3 separate regions of the Homo sapiens genome follow, and regions 1 and 3 are each linked to region 2. Evidence: chromatin contacts called from ENCODE Hi-C or POLR2A ChIA-PET data. All regions are on one chromosome and are shown on one strand. The core of a region is the stretch at or near the end of the contact, and the rest is flanking DNA. Distances in the headings are between cores, read along the strand shown.

What was found. A loop is a pair of places that touch in the nucleus more often than their neighbours do. ChIA-PET counts read pairs that join two places held with the same protein, here RNA polymerase II (POLR2A). Pooled maps may share reads with other maps.
Region 1: a loop to region 2 is called in a pooled map, with 2.1 times the contacts of the local background. The contact joins the enhancer-like site here to the promoter of SYNJ2BP in region 2. A Hi-C loop is called at or near these places in 2 of 168 maps with a recorded cell type or tissue (PC-3 and mammary epithelial cell), 1 of 37 single-sample maps with no recorded cell type and 7 of 50 pooled maps. POLR2A ChIA-PET finds 5 or more read pairs at or near these places in 1 of 52 experiments (activated CD4-positive, alpha-beta T cell).
Region 3: a loop to region 2 is called in a pooled map, with 2.7 times the contacts of the local background. The contact joins the promoter of TTC9-DT here to the promoter of SYNJ2BP in region 2. A Hi-C loop is called at or near these places in 2 of 50 pooled maps. POLR2A ChIA-PET finds 5 or more read pairs at or near these places in 2 of 52 experiments (H1 and activated naive CD8-positive, alpha-beta T cell).

The regions. Positions count from the first base shown.
Region 1 is chr14:70,554,174-70,558,035 of GRCh38, reverse strand. It overlaps a transcript of ADAM20 not described here and the pseudogene LOC100420563. Among named protein-coding and RNA genes, the nearest start is that of ADAM20, 21 kb to the right of the region's middle. Within about 2 kb of position 2,080, at least 2 of the 41 ENCODE cell types and tissues checked have a DNase peak (open chromatin) inside an H3K27ac peak, as active enhancers do.
Region 2 is chr14:70,415,170-70,419,040 of GRCh38, reverse strand. It overlaps SYNJ2BP (synaptojanin 2 binding protein), which reads left to right and starts at 1,951. Exons shown (of 4, transcript NM_018373.3): 1 at 1,951-2,141. The coding sequence starts at 2,078. SYNJ2BP-COX16 (SYNJ2BP-COX16 readthrough) reads left to right here and starts at 1,951. Exons shown (of 5, transcript NM_001202549.2): 1 at 1,951-2,141. The coding sequence starts at 2,078. It overlaps LOC124903339 (a long non-coding RNA gene), which reads right to left and starts at 1,956. Exons shown (of 2, transcript XR_007064237.1): 1 at 1,853-1,956. RefSeq lists enhancers at 1,876-1,985, 965-2,164, 2,096-2,175.
Region 3 is chr14:70,639,637-70,643,244 of GRCh38, reverse strand. It overlaps TTC9-DT (TTC9 divergent transcript), which reads left to right and starts at 1,947. Exons shown (of 3, transcript NR_110071.1): 1 at 1,947-2,237. It overlaps TTC9 (tetratricopeptide repeat domain 9), which reads right to left and starts at 1,329. Exons shown (of 3, transcript NM_015351.2): 1 at 710-1,329. The coding sequence starts at 1,115. RefSeq lists silencers at 775-844, 865-1,054, 1,275-1,424 and enhancers at 1,895-2,154, 2,255-2,434.

The DNA of each region.
Region 1 (3,862 bases), core at 831-3,330, 140 kb before region 2:
TGGAACACATTCCAGGATTTCCTACTGAGTGCAATCCTACCTTAAATGGAGAGAAATGAGTCCTTTTTAAGGATCAGATGTTTAATTTAAAAAATTCAGTGCCTGTTTGTCTTTCAATTAAATACAAGGAACCAAGAAAATCTGCCTTTGATCATATCTTCTTAATCAAGGGTGTCCAATCTTTTGGCTTCCCTGGGTCACACTAGAAGAAAAATTATCTTGGGCCACACATAAAATACACTAACAATAGCTGATGAGCTAAAAAAATTGCAAAAAAAAAAAAATGTTTTAAGAAAGTTTATGAATTTGTGTTGGGCTGCATTCAAAGCCATTCTGGCCCACATGCAGCCCATGGACAAGCTTGTCTTAATTAATGACCTGGAAGTCACTGGACAGTGATCATGCACTATCTTCTCTTTCCAAAAATGTTTTCTTTGAATAAGTGAATACTTTGTAATACTTCTATTTCCTATTTAAATCCTAATGACATTTTCTTGAGTAAAAACTTTGTTGAAAGCAGTACTCTGATAAAAGTGTAAGATAATGAGGCAAGGCAAAAGAGTGTGAGTAGAATTACGGTGCAAAGAATTGTTAATAGTTGGGGAAGGAGACTACCCCATAGAGCTGAACCACTGTTTGAGCTTCTTCCATAGCCGGTAAACTCACAGTAGGTAGGGTCCACCCATATAAACCGTGGCAATCTTATGACATTTCTCCAATTTGCAGTCATATATAGAATAATTGACATAGCTCCTTCTCATATATATCTTTTCTAGACCACACAAAGTGCCGTCTTTTACTTGCCCAATATCAACTGTATCCCTTCCAAAGTAATAGTTCCCCAACACCTGGGACCATTAACTGATTTTTTAATTATAGCATTATGTTGTTTTACCTTGGAAATTGTTTATATGTTTTCACAGTGCACTCTCACACAAATTATTTGACGAAGGGCATCTTTTGTATATTAAACCTTCCATGCCACAGGGACTGAAATGATCTCCTTGTATATTAATTTTTATGGCAGCTCAGAGAGGCATTCCTTGCTGTCTGGCCAAAAATATATCAACATCGTTTATTGTGACTGTTGCATATTTTATGATAGGAGTAGACACTGTAGACCACAAAGTGTCCTATCTGATACACAGGGATCCTCAGGGCACCACCTCGCACTTTCTTTTTGTTTTTTGAGGTATACTCCCATGTATACCTAAATCCATGCATACTTAAGTCCTGTAGTTGGCCCTGCAGAACCTGTGTATACGAAAAGTTGGTTTTCCATATATGTGGGTTTCACATTCTGTGAATACTGTATTTTCTGCATCTGCGTTTGCAGAGGGCCGACTGTATTTATTGAAAAAATCGCACATGAGTGGGCCTGTACAGTTCAAATCCACGTTATTCAAGCGTCAACTGTATTTCCTCTTTTGTTAAGCCAATTTCATGGCGACAATTGAATCCTATCTTATCTGGTGTTCGAACATATGTGGTAAAATGCCTTATGGGCTCGATTTCATAAGTTTGCTTGGTTATCTGTATCTGTGCATCCCTCCATAGTTTTCCAAAGGGGTGCTGAGAACTCCCAGAGACTCGGGGCTGGGGGCTCCATATAACCGTGATAGTAGCAGTCATCTTGGACAAAGGGCTTTTCCTCGTGGGGAGCGTACTGCTCCGTGCAGGTGAACACTAGGAGGTGCCTGGAAAGGAAGAGCCTTTTAGGCCTTAAACCAATGATGTGGGTATGGCGCCGGCAGGTGCAGGCCATTAAGACAGCCCTCAGACTTGTTGAAGGCCCCACTTCGCCTGGGAAAATTCTGGGGAATCACCACTTGGGCGGGGCAGAGCGCCAGTAGGGCCTGGTTTGTGCGCCGCTGGCAGGGACCAGGAGCGTCTCCCGAACAGCAGGAGAGCGTCCTGCTGCAGCCTTCCGGCTGCACATGTTTCAGGCAGCTGCCTTCTGGAAAGACTTGGTTGGTGACTGCTAGGAAAGTGGGCGTTGGAGACTAGAGTCGGAAAATGCTCTTCGGAGGAGGGAGCCCTGCCTCGTGGGTTTGTTGGCCGCCACCGCATCCGGGGAGTGGTTTCTCGTCCTTGGTCCGTTAAAAGGAACTGTTGCAGGTAAGGCTGGGATTCTAGGGAGAGGAAGCTGGCAGGAGAGAGGTTTAACGGAGAAAGTAGATGGTGAAAACAAGAGGGAATTGAACCAGAAACTAAGTGGTTTGAAAGGGAGAAGTAAGAGGGTGCAGAGGGACGAGTAGAGACAGCAGAAAAAGTTGCACTGAGGTGATGGAAATTAAAGTAAATTCAGAAGAGAGAAACGTAGGGAATCTTGGCCACACTGTAAGAGGCTATGGAAAATTATAGCCAAGGCTGGTTCACGCCTTAATGTCTGTCGTGAAAAAAAGAAGGTAAAACTAAATTTTCAATAAGTTGTTTCCACAGAGAACTGATAAAGGTTTGCTAAATCTAGCTGCTGGCTGTCCGTAAAAGGGATTTAATGCAAGAGTTTCCCAAGAAAGACTAAGAGGGTGTTCGTATATTTTCACCAAATTCCTGCAGTAAATAGTGTGCATGTTATAGAAAATTCTCTAAACAGTGTGATTTTTCACCTTTTTTTAAAAAATTGACAGTTAAAATTGTATATATTTAAGGTATACAACTTGATGATTTGATATACACTTGCCTTATGAAGTAATCACCACAGTCAAGCTAATTAATATATCTACATCTCACACAGTTATCATTTCATTTCTTTTCTTTTTTTTGTGGTGCGAACACATCAGATCTACCTGCTTAGTAAATTTCAAGTATAAAATACAATACTGTTAACGATAGTCATATTGTTTGTTGTACATTGCATTTCCAGAACTTATTCACTTTCGTTACTGAAACTGAGGCAGGTAAATAGGGTCCGAAGGCCAGGAACATAAGGGCGATTCACACTTCAGCTATAACTGGAAATATTCTCTCCATCGGGCGTACACCGTAAATGACTTCGTAACTTCACTTCATCCTCTCCATTTACATAGGGCATACCCGAAGCAACCAATGGAATATTCTAGCGGGTATTTAAACTCCTAAAAATTCTGTCACGACGCCTTTGAGCCCCCATGCTCGGGCCCTCTCCCACACTGTGAAGTGTACTTTCATTTTCAATAAATCCCTTCGTTCCTTCCTTGCTCTGTTTGTACGTTTTGTCCAATTTTTTCAAGATGCCAAGAACCTGGACACCCTCAACTCTTAACAAAACTTTGTACTCCTTGACCAATGTCTTCCCATTTCCTCCTACCCCTAGCTCCTAGCAACCACTATTCTATTCTCTGCTTCTGTGAGTCTATTTTAGATTCCACTTATAAGAGATCAAGCAGTATTTGTTTTTCTGCATCTGGCTTATTTCATTTAGCATGATGTCCTCCAGGTTTATCTGTGTTGTTGTAAATGGCAGGATATTCTTCTTTGTTAAGGCTGAATAATATTCCCGTGTGTGTGTGTGTCTGTGTGTGTGTGTGTCTATCACAATTTCTTTATCCATTCATCTGTCGACAGACATTTAGATTGTTTCCATATCTTAGCTATGTGAATAATGCTGCAGTGAACATGAGAGTGCAGTTATCTCTTTGAGATCCTGATTTCAGTTCCTTTGGATATATATTTATAAGTGGAGTTGTTAATTGTTCTAGTTAGTAGGTAGTTCTATTTTTAATTTTTTAAGGAATCTCCATACTTTTTTCCATAATGGCCATGCCAATTTACATTCCCACCAACAGCGTACAAGGGCTCCATTTCTCCACATCCACACCAACATTTGTTATCTTATATTTTCCTGATAGCAGCCATTCTATAAGGTATTTTATTTTATTTG
Region 2 (3,871 bases), core at 702-3,201:
GTGCAGTGGCACGATCTCCACTCACTGCAACCTCCGCCTCCTGGGTTCAAGTGATTCTCCTGCCTCAGCCTCCCATGTAGCTGGGACTACAGGCCTGCGCCACCACGCCCAGCTAATTTTTTTGTATTTTTAGTAGAGATGGGGTTTCACCATGTTGGCCAGGCTGCTCTGGAACTCCTGACCTCAAGTGATCTGCCCACCTTGGCCTCCCAAAGTGCTGGGATTACAGGTGTGAGCCACCCCGCCCAGCCCCCAATGTCATTTATTTATATTACACATTTTTTTAATTTATCATTCTCTGCCTTTTATAATGATCATTTTATTCACTCATCCAACCAACATATGAAGAGCTACTATCAATCCCATTTTAAGATGGGGAAACAGAGTTCAGAGATGTTGGATTCCTTGCTCAAAGACAGACAAGTTTAAGGGAATGGAATGGAAACTTGAGCCCAAGTTGTAAGTCATAATCTGTGTTATTTCCACTATCCCATCTTTTTTTTTTGAGACAAAGTTTCGCTCTTGTTGCCCAGGCTGGAGTGCAATGGTGCAATCTCGGCTCACTGCAACCTCCGCCTCCCGGGTTCAAGCGATTCTTCTGCCTCAGCCCCCCGAGTAGCTGGGATTATAGGTACCTGCAACCACACCGAGCTAATTTTTTGTATATTTAGTGGAGACAGGGTTTCACCATGTTGACCAGGCTGGTCTTGAACTTCTGACCTCAGGTGATCCACCCGCCTCGGCCTCCCAAAGTGCTGGGATTACAGGCGTGAGCCACTGTGCTCAGCCTCCACTATTCCATCTTAACTTCTCTCAGAGTGAGCAAATAAGAGGTCTTCCTGCCGAATCTGCCCCTATCTCCTTCTGTTTGGTAAACATAGTAGCTGCTGCTTTGGTTTTTTACTCTAAATTTAAATGTCTTTACATTGGCCTTGCACTTTCTAGTCCTCTAAGATCCCCACCAATCCCTGTGGTCTAACTCCAGGTTGCTTCACAAGGTTGTCACCTTCCTGGCTCTTTAGGCTTTTGTGTTTTTGACCCCTGAAGTTTCATTCAAGTTCAGTTTGGAATGTCTCATTCCAAAAGTCAGGAAGACTGGCCTAAAGTTATACCTAAGCCATGCGTTAACCTTATTGTAAGAGTTAAAACATTAAAAAGATTGAATTTTCCCAGTTGCCAAAAGAATGAGACATTCCCCCACCCCCCTTTCTTAAAACATTTTCTTGAGCAAATTGTAATTATAATCCGTGTGTAGTGTGTGTGTGTGTGTGTATCTTTTTAAAAGCTAAATAAGCCTCTTGTCAGATAAAACCCAGGAATTGTTTTCGTCAGGTCCCGGGAGCCAACTCCTTGAAATTTAAGTATCAAGGTAGACAGTGCCCCTATGTTCCAGGCTCGCGGGAGTTACCCGAAGCGCCTTGCTCCAAGCCGTAAGTACCTGTTTGTCACAGAGATAACGTTTTATTTTTCCTTTGGATAAAGGCAATTAACCAACACAGGCGGCCACTCCAACGGTGAACTACCAAAAATTGAATACCAAACCATGTTAACTCGTCTTACATGAGAAGATGCGTGTGCTTTGGCTACATAAAATGTGAGATTTTTGTCTCTCTTTGCAATCTCATTAGTGGATTGCCTGTAACACCCATTCCGGTCTGGTTCGATGCTTACAGAATAATACACCTTTTTTTTCTTTTCTACATTTGTGGAGATTTTCTAGGATGGCAGGAGATTTTTTTAAAATTTTTTTTCTCGACAATATCAATTTATTTAGGTCCCTTACTTTTACTAGCCACCCCCTTCCCACTTGCTTCCAATGGCAAATTAGAATGGTAACTTGCCCCTTGCTCACCTCATGCTTGGCTTTGGGAACCGGTGAGAAACTGCAATCCATTGGCGGTAGGAACCACGATTCCCAGCATTCCCAGTGCTCCGAGTCCTTCGGGCTTCCTTTTCCGGGTCTCGAGGCTGCTGAAACCGAAACCGCTGTGCTGTGGGCGCAGCGCCGAGATTGATTCACCTTCACCTGTGCTGCACTCCAGCTGACCCAAGTAGGAAGCCAGACGAGCTGTAAAACATGAACGGAAGAGTGGATTATTTGGTCACTGAGGAAGAGATCAATCTTACCAGAGGGCCCTCAGGTATGTGCGGAAAGGGTCATATCTGACAGTAGGGGATTAGAGGGTGTAATTGCAGACACCTCTGCTGCTGAGCCGGATTCACCTGGCCTCGGGGCGGGCAGGCCACAACCTAGAGGTTTCGTGCAACGCTTCGGGGTGCTTAGAGAAAATATATTGAAATCCATCATTAGCCAGATACGGGTCTGAGGAATCCACCTCAAAATCCAGTTGGATGAACACAAATATATATAGTCAAGAAGGGGTTCTTTGTGCAAATCGTGCTAGAAAAGCCTTTTTAAAAGCCTGCTTTTTTAGCCTGCTTATCGTGGATACCACATCCTTCTTTCCGTTGCCTGTTCTATCCCTCCCCCTATGAGGGACCGTTTAGTAAAATGGGAGCATAAACGGTGTGGACTCTGAATGCATAGCCGTTTTCCTGCAGCTAGGATCCCTCCCTCGCTCCTTTGATTTCTGGGAACTTCATTTACAATGTCAACTAGAATGTTAAAGCAGGAAGAGCCCTTAGAAATCTTTTATTACACAGGTTCCCAAACTTGGTTCCGCCACAAAATTACCCAGGGCTTTAAAAAAAAAAAAAAAAAAGAAAATAAAAAGTTAAATCTTATCTCCCATCTGCAGGGATTTGGATTTAATACAGATTTATTTTATTTATTTATTTATTTTTTATGAACACCTCATGTGATTTTGAGCAGCCAAACTGCTATCCTCTTCCCCCACTGTGGCTCTTCATTAAACCGGGCTCTTGACATTACTACATTCTGCCTGCTTTCGACTTTGTTTACTTTCCTTTACAACTATTTAGTTGATCAATTAAGAGCTCTTTAGCTTTGGAATTACAGTATCTGGGTCTAAATCTTGTATCTAACCTCTTACTGATTCTTGATACTTATTGGCTAACTTAACTGATGTAAGCCTTAGTTTATCATCTCTAAAATGGGGATGGTTATAAATATACTTCATAGTGTTGTGAGAATGAAATGAGTTAATCCATGTAAAATGTTTACAACATTGCTTGACCTATGGTAAACAGTATGTGTTTCCTACTATTGTTACTGTTAATGGATAAATAGCTAAACTGACACAGTAAATCCTACTAATACTGTATTCCAAGAGTCTCTAATAAATCATCAAGTACTCTGAGCTCCATCTCTGAAATGTTCCTGAAATTCTTTCACTCCTGTTTCCCTTGCCACTACCTAGGACAGTCCATCACCTTTTCTCATCTGCAGTTCTGCAGTAGCTTAATCATGGATAGATTATTCTTTATAAAATATAACTTTCAGAATTATCCATACTTTGTGTCTTCTTTTCTTTTCTTTCTTTCTTTTTCTTTTCTTTTTTTTTTTTTTGAGACAGGGTCTCACTCTGTTGCCCAGGCTAGAGTGCAGTGGCACGATCTCAGCCCACTGCAGCCTCTCCCTCTTAGGCTCAAGCAATCCTCCCACCTCAGCCTCCTGAGTAACCGATACCATGGGTGTGCACTGCCACGCCCGGCTAATTTTTTTGTATTTTTGGTAGAGACGATGTTTCACTACGTTGCCCAGGCTGGTCTCATTTAAACTCCTGAGTTTAAATGATCCACCCACCTCTGCCTCCCAAAGTGCTGGGATTACGGGTGTGAGCCACTGTGCCCTGCCTTCCTTTCTATTATTAAAAATTGGAAGTTGGTTTTACTTATCGGAATATAACTCATCACTAATACCATTATTAATATTTTTTTTTTTTTAGAG
Region 3 (3,608 bases), core at 698-3,197, 220 kb before region 2:
AGGACTGATGCTACACATAGTGAGAAACGGGCAGGGAGGAGAGGGAGAATGCAGCATAGTTCAAGCCCAACCATGAACCAAGCTTCTTTTGAGATAGAGATCTTCACCTGGCAACCGGGAGCCCCAGCAGAGCTCAGAGAGAAGAAAGTGGCATTCTGGAATCCATTTTGCTCAAGATGCTGAAGGCATGGTGTCAAACTCCCCTTTGCTACTGGGGCCAAAAAACTTGGGGAAGATCTTACCTACAGGGATGCGGTTAGTTGGGGAAAAGGCGAGGACCAATCCTGGTGCTCATGCTACCTAAGGAGAGCAGACAGGTGCGTGGCCTCCCTTGGGACCCACCCGCAGGAAAAAGCTGGGCTAGCGGTGGCTGCGGGGGCCCACCCCGGGCGCTGCTTCCGCATTTTGGACCCAGGTCCACTGGTGAGCAGTAGCAGCAGCAGCCATAGCCAGGCCAGCTGGGTCCCCTTCCAGTCATTTCTAGGTGAGATTTACGATGTATGCTAGCGAAGGGACAAGAGATGATTATGGCCTTTGAAAGGCATAATCCTGAAAGTCACACTTTTTCCAAAGCGCCTCCCTCCCGGGTTCTCCCCAGAGCAACACAGTCACAGCAGGAGAATCTGCACCGCGGGAGCGCCGCAGTGGTCCGCGGAGGGACCGGGCCGAAGAACGGGGACCGCGGCGCGGGGGGCGCGGCGCGGCTCACCTGCCAGGCTGTTGTAACAGTCGATCTCGATGGCTTCCACCGTCTTGCTCTGCTCCTCCGAGAGGCGGCCGGGCTTCAGGGCCCCAGCCGGGGAGGCCGGGCGCGAGTCCCGCTCCCGTTCCCCGGGGGGCGGCAGCAGCCCCTTCAGCTCCAGCAACGCCCGGTGGTATTTGCCTATGGCTTCACGGAATTTCTTGTCCTTGTAGCACTGCGCCCCTTGGCTTTTGAACTCGTGCGCTCGTCGGATGAGCTCGGCCGGCTCGGCCGCCGCCCCGACCTGGCCCCTCGCTGGGGCTCCTCCGCCGCCGCCCGGGACGCACAGCGGCGGCGGTGGCCGCTGCCCCTCTCCGGCCGCGGGCGGGCTCGGGTTCCCCTTGGCCCCGGCCGCCGAGCCCTTTCTCTCCATTCGGCCGCCGCCCCGGCGCCTGGTGCGCGCCGCGATCTGCCCGCCGCCGCCGCCGCCGCCGCGCCTTCCCGGGTTTAAAAGCCGCGGGCGCCGGCCCCGCGCCTCGCAGGCTTCGTGGCGGCCGTGACACCCCGCGGCGGTCTGGCGCCCCGCACTCCCATTCTCCCCGCTGCTGCCAGAGGCTGCTCCAGCCGCCGCCGCCGCCGCCTCGGACGCCGGCCCCTCCCCCGCCTCCCGGCTCCGCGCCGCCCGCTCCCGCCCTCCTCCCTCCGCAACCTGCGGGTGGCGGGGGCCGGTGCTCGCGGGCCCGGGACTAGCGCTGCGGGGGGACCGTGGCCCCGAGTGGGGTGGCGGGGATGGTCGCTGACCCGGAAGAAGCTTGGCTTGCCCGAAGGAGGGGAGGATTAATGACAAAGACGGCCCCGCTCTTTCCCATTCAATCCCGCTCTGCGAGGCGCGCCTAGTCTGAAAGGAGGTGGGGGGAGGGGGGTAGGTGTAGGGGAAGGGGAGTGTGTGTGTGTGCGTGTGTGTGTGTGTGTGTGCGTGCGTGTAGGGATGGGGGGCGGCGGCGACGAAATGCGTGCAGAAATAGATTTCTTAACTACAAGAAAAGGTGCGGCAGGGAACAAGGGGCGCAGGCGCAAGCCGTAGCTGCTAGTTCTTTGCAGTAAGGTGTTAGTATTTTTTAAGGGGGCAGGGCCTCCTTTTTGTGGATCCAGGTTGTCGCTGAGGTGTGTCTCGGTGTGTGTGGTCGCCGGGGCGTCCAGAACGCGACGGGCGGTACAGCGTGTGGGGCGCCGTATTCTGGGAGCCTGTGTATGCGTGTGCTGTGTGCGCGCAGCTGTGCAGGATGAATCACAGACATCAGAGATGGAGAACACCTGTTACTGTGGGTCATCGGCTTGGCGTGCGTCCGGTCTAGTTTCCATTTACAGGACAGTTCTGTGCCCTTCCTCAGGAGGTCCCATTCCTTCCTTCTTTTGGTCGGTTCTGAGTGTCAGCTGTCTACTGGGGATCTGCTAAGGCTAAGAGGCAAAGATAGGCAAGTCACTCCCCTGACCTCAAGAAACTCCCAGTCTACAGGCGAAGATACACCACCCACCGGTAGAGTCGCTGGACCAGGTACAGATGGTGCCTGTCATTGGGGAGGAACGAAAAGTGCTGTGCAGCCCTGAGGGGGGGAGGGAGAGGTAGCTTTTTGAGTAGTGGTAGATCAGGAGGCTTTATGGAGGAAATAGCATTTGAGGACCTTGAAGGCTGGGTAGGATTTGGCATGAAGAAGTAGAAGGAAGTGGCATAGCCGGAGTGAGGAAATCCAGCGGAAGTCCTGATGTTTGAAATCTCAGGTGTGTTTAGGGCATAGTGGTTTGATTTTATAGCCTAATGAGAAGTAGTGGGAAATGACGGGGTTGGATTATGGGGGCTTTTGGATGAAGAGTTTGGATTTGATTTTGGAGTCAATGGAGAAGCCTGACATATTTTTTAGTGCCCTCCCTTCCTTAATGTTAAGAAAAAGAAAGATTCTAGAGCACCGGTTGTCAGAGTGCTGGCCCCAGACCTGCAGTGTCAGCATCACCTGGGAAACAGTTAGAAATGCAAATCCTAGGATCCTACTCCAGACTTAAGAAATCAGAAACTCTGAGGGTGGGTCTCAGTTAACCAGTATATTGGTTCAGATATGCTGCTTTAAAACCTTCCTACTCAAAATGTAGACCTTGGGCCAATATCATCAGCATCACAGGAGAACCTATCAGAAATGCAGAATCTGAAAATCCCACACCTACTAACCCAGAAGCTGCATTTTAACGAGCATACTGGGTGATTTGTTTACCTATTAAAGTGTGAGAAACACTGCTGTAGAGACTTTGGAAAATACAGTAAAGTATAAAGAACCCCCCAGTCTACACCCAGTTGTATTCTTTGTTAATATTTTGATGTAATTCCTACCAGTTGTTTCCTAGGCATCTATATTTGTAAAAAGTGCTCTTTTAGCCAACATAAGTGGTATGGAACAATATACACAATTCATTTACTGTTTGTTGTTGTTGTTGTTGTTTTCTTTTCTTTTTTATTTTTGAGTCAGGGTCTTTCTCTGTCACCCAGGCTGCAGTGCAGTGGCATGATAATTGCTCACTGCAGCCTCAAACTCCTGGGCTCAAGGGATCCTCTCACCTCTTACTTTAGCCTCCTGAGAAGTTGCAACTATAGGTGCACACCACTACCCCTGGTTAATTATTTTTTTTGTAGAGACAGGGTCTTGCAATGTTCCCCAGGCTTGCTTCCTGTGCTTTTTACTTTACATTATATGTAATTAAATATTCTTTTAAAGCCTAATTTTTAATATTCTGTACAATATTCCATTGTAAGTGGCCGGGTGCAGTGGCTCACGCCTGTAATCTCAGCACTTTGGGAGGCGGAGGTGGGTGGATTACCTGAGACTAGAAGTTCAAGACCAGCCTGGCTAACATGGTGAAACCCCATCTGTACTAAAAA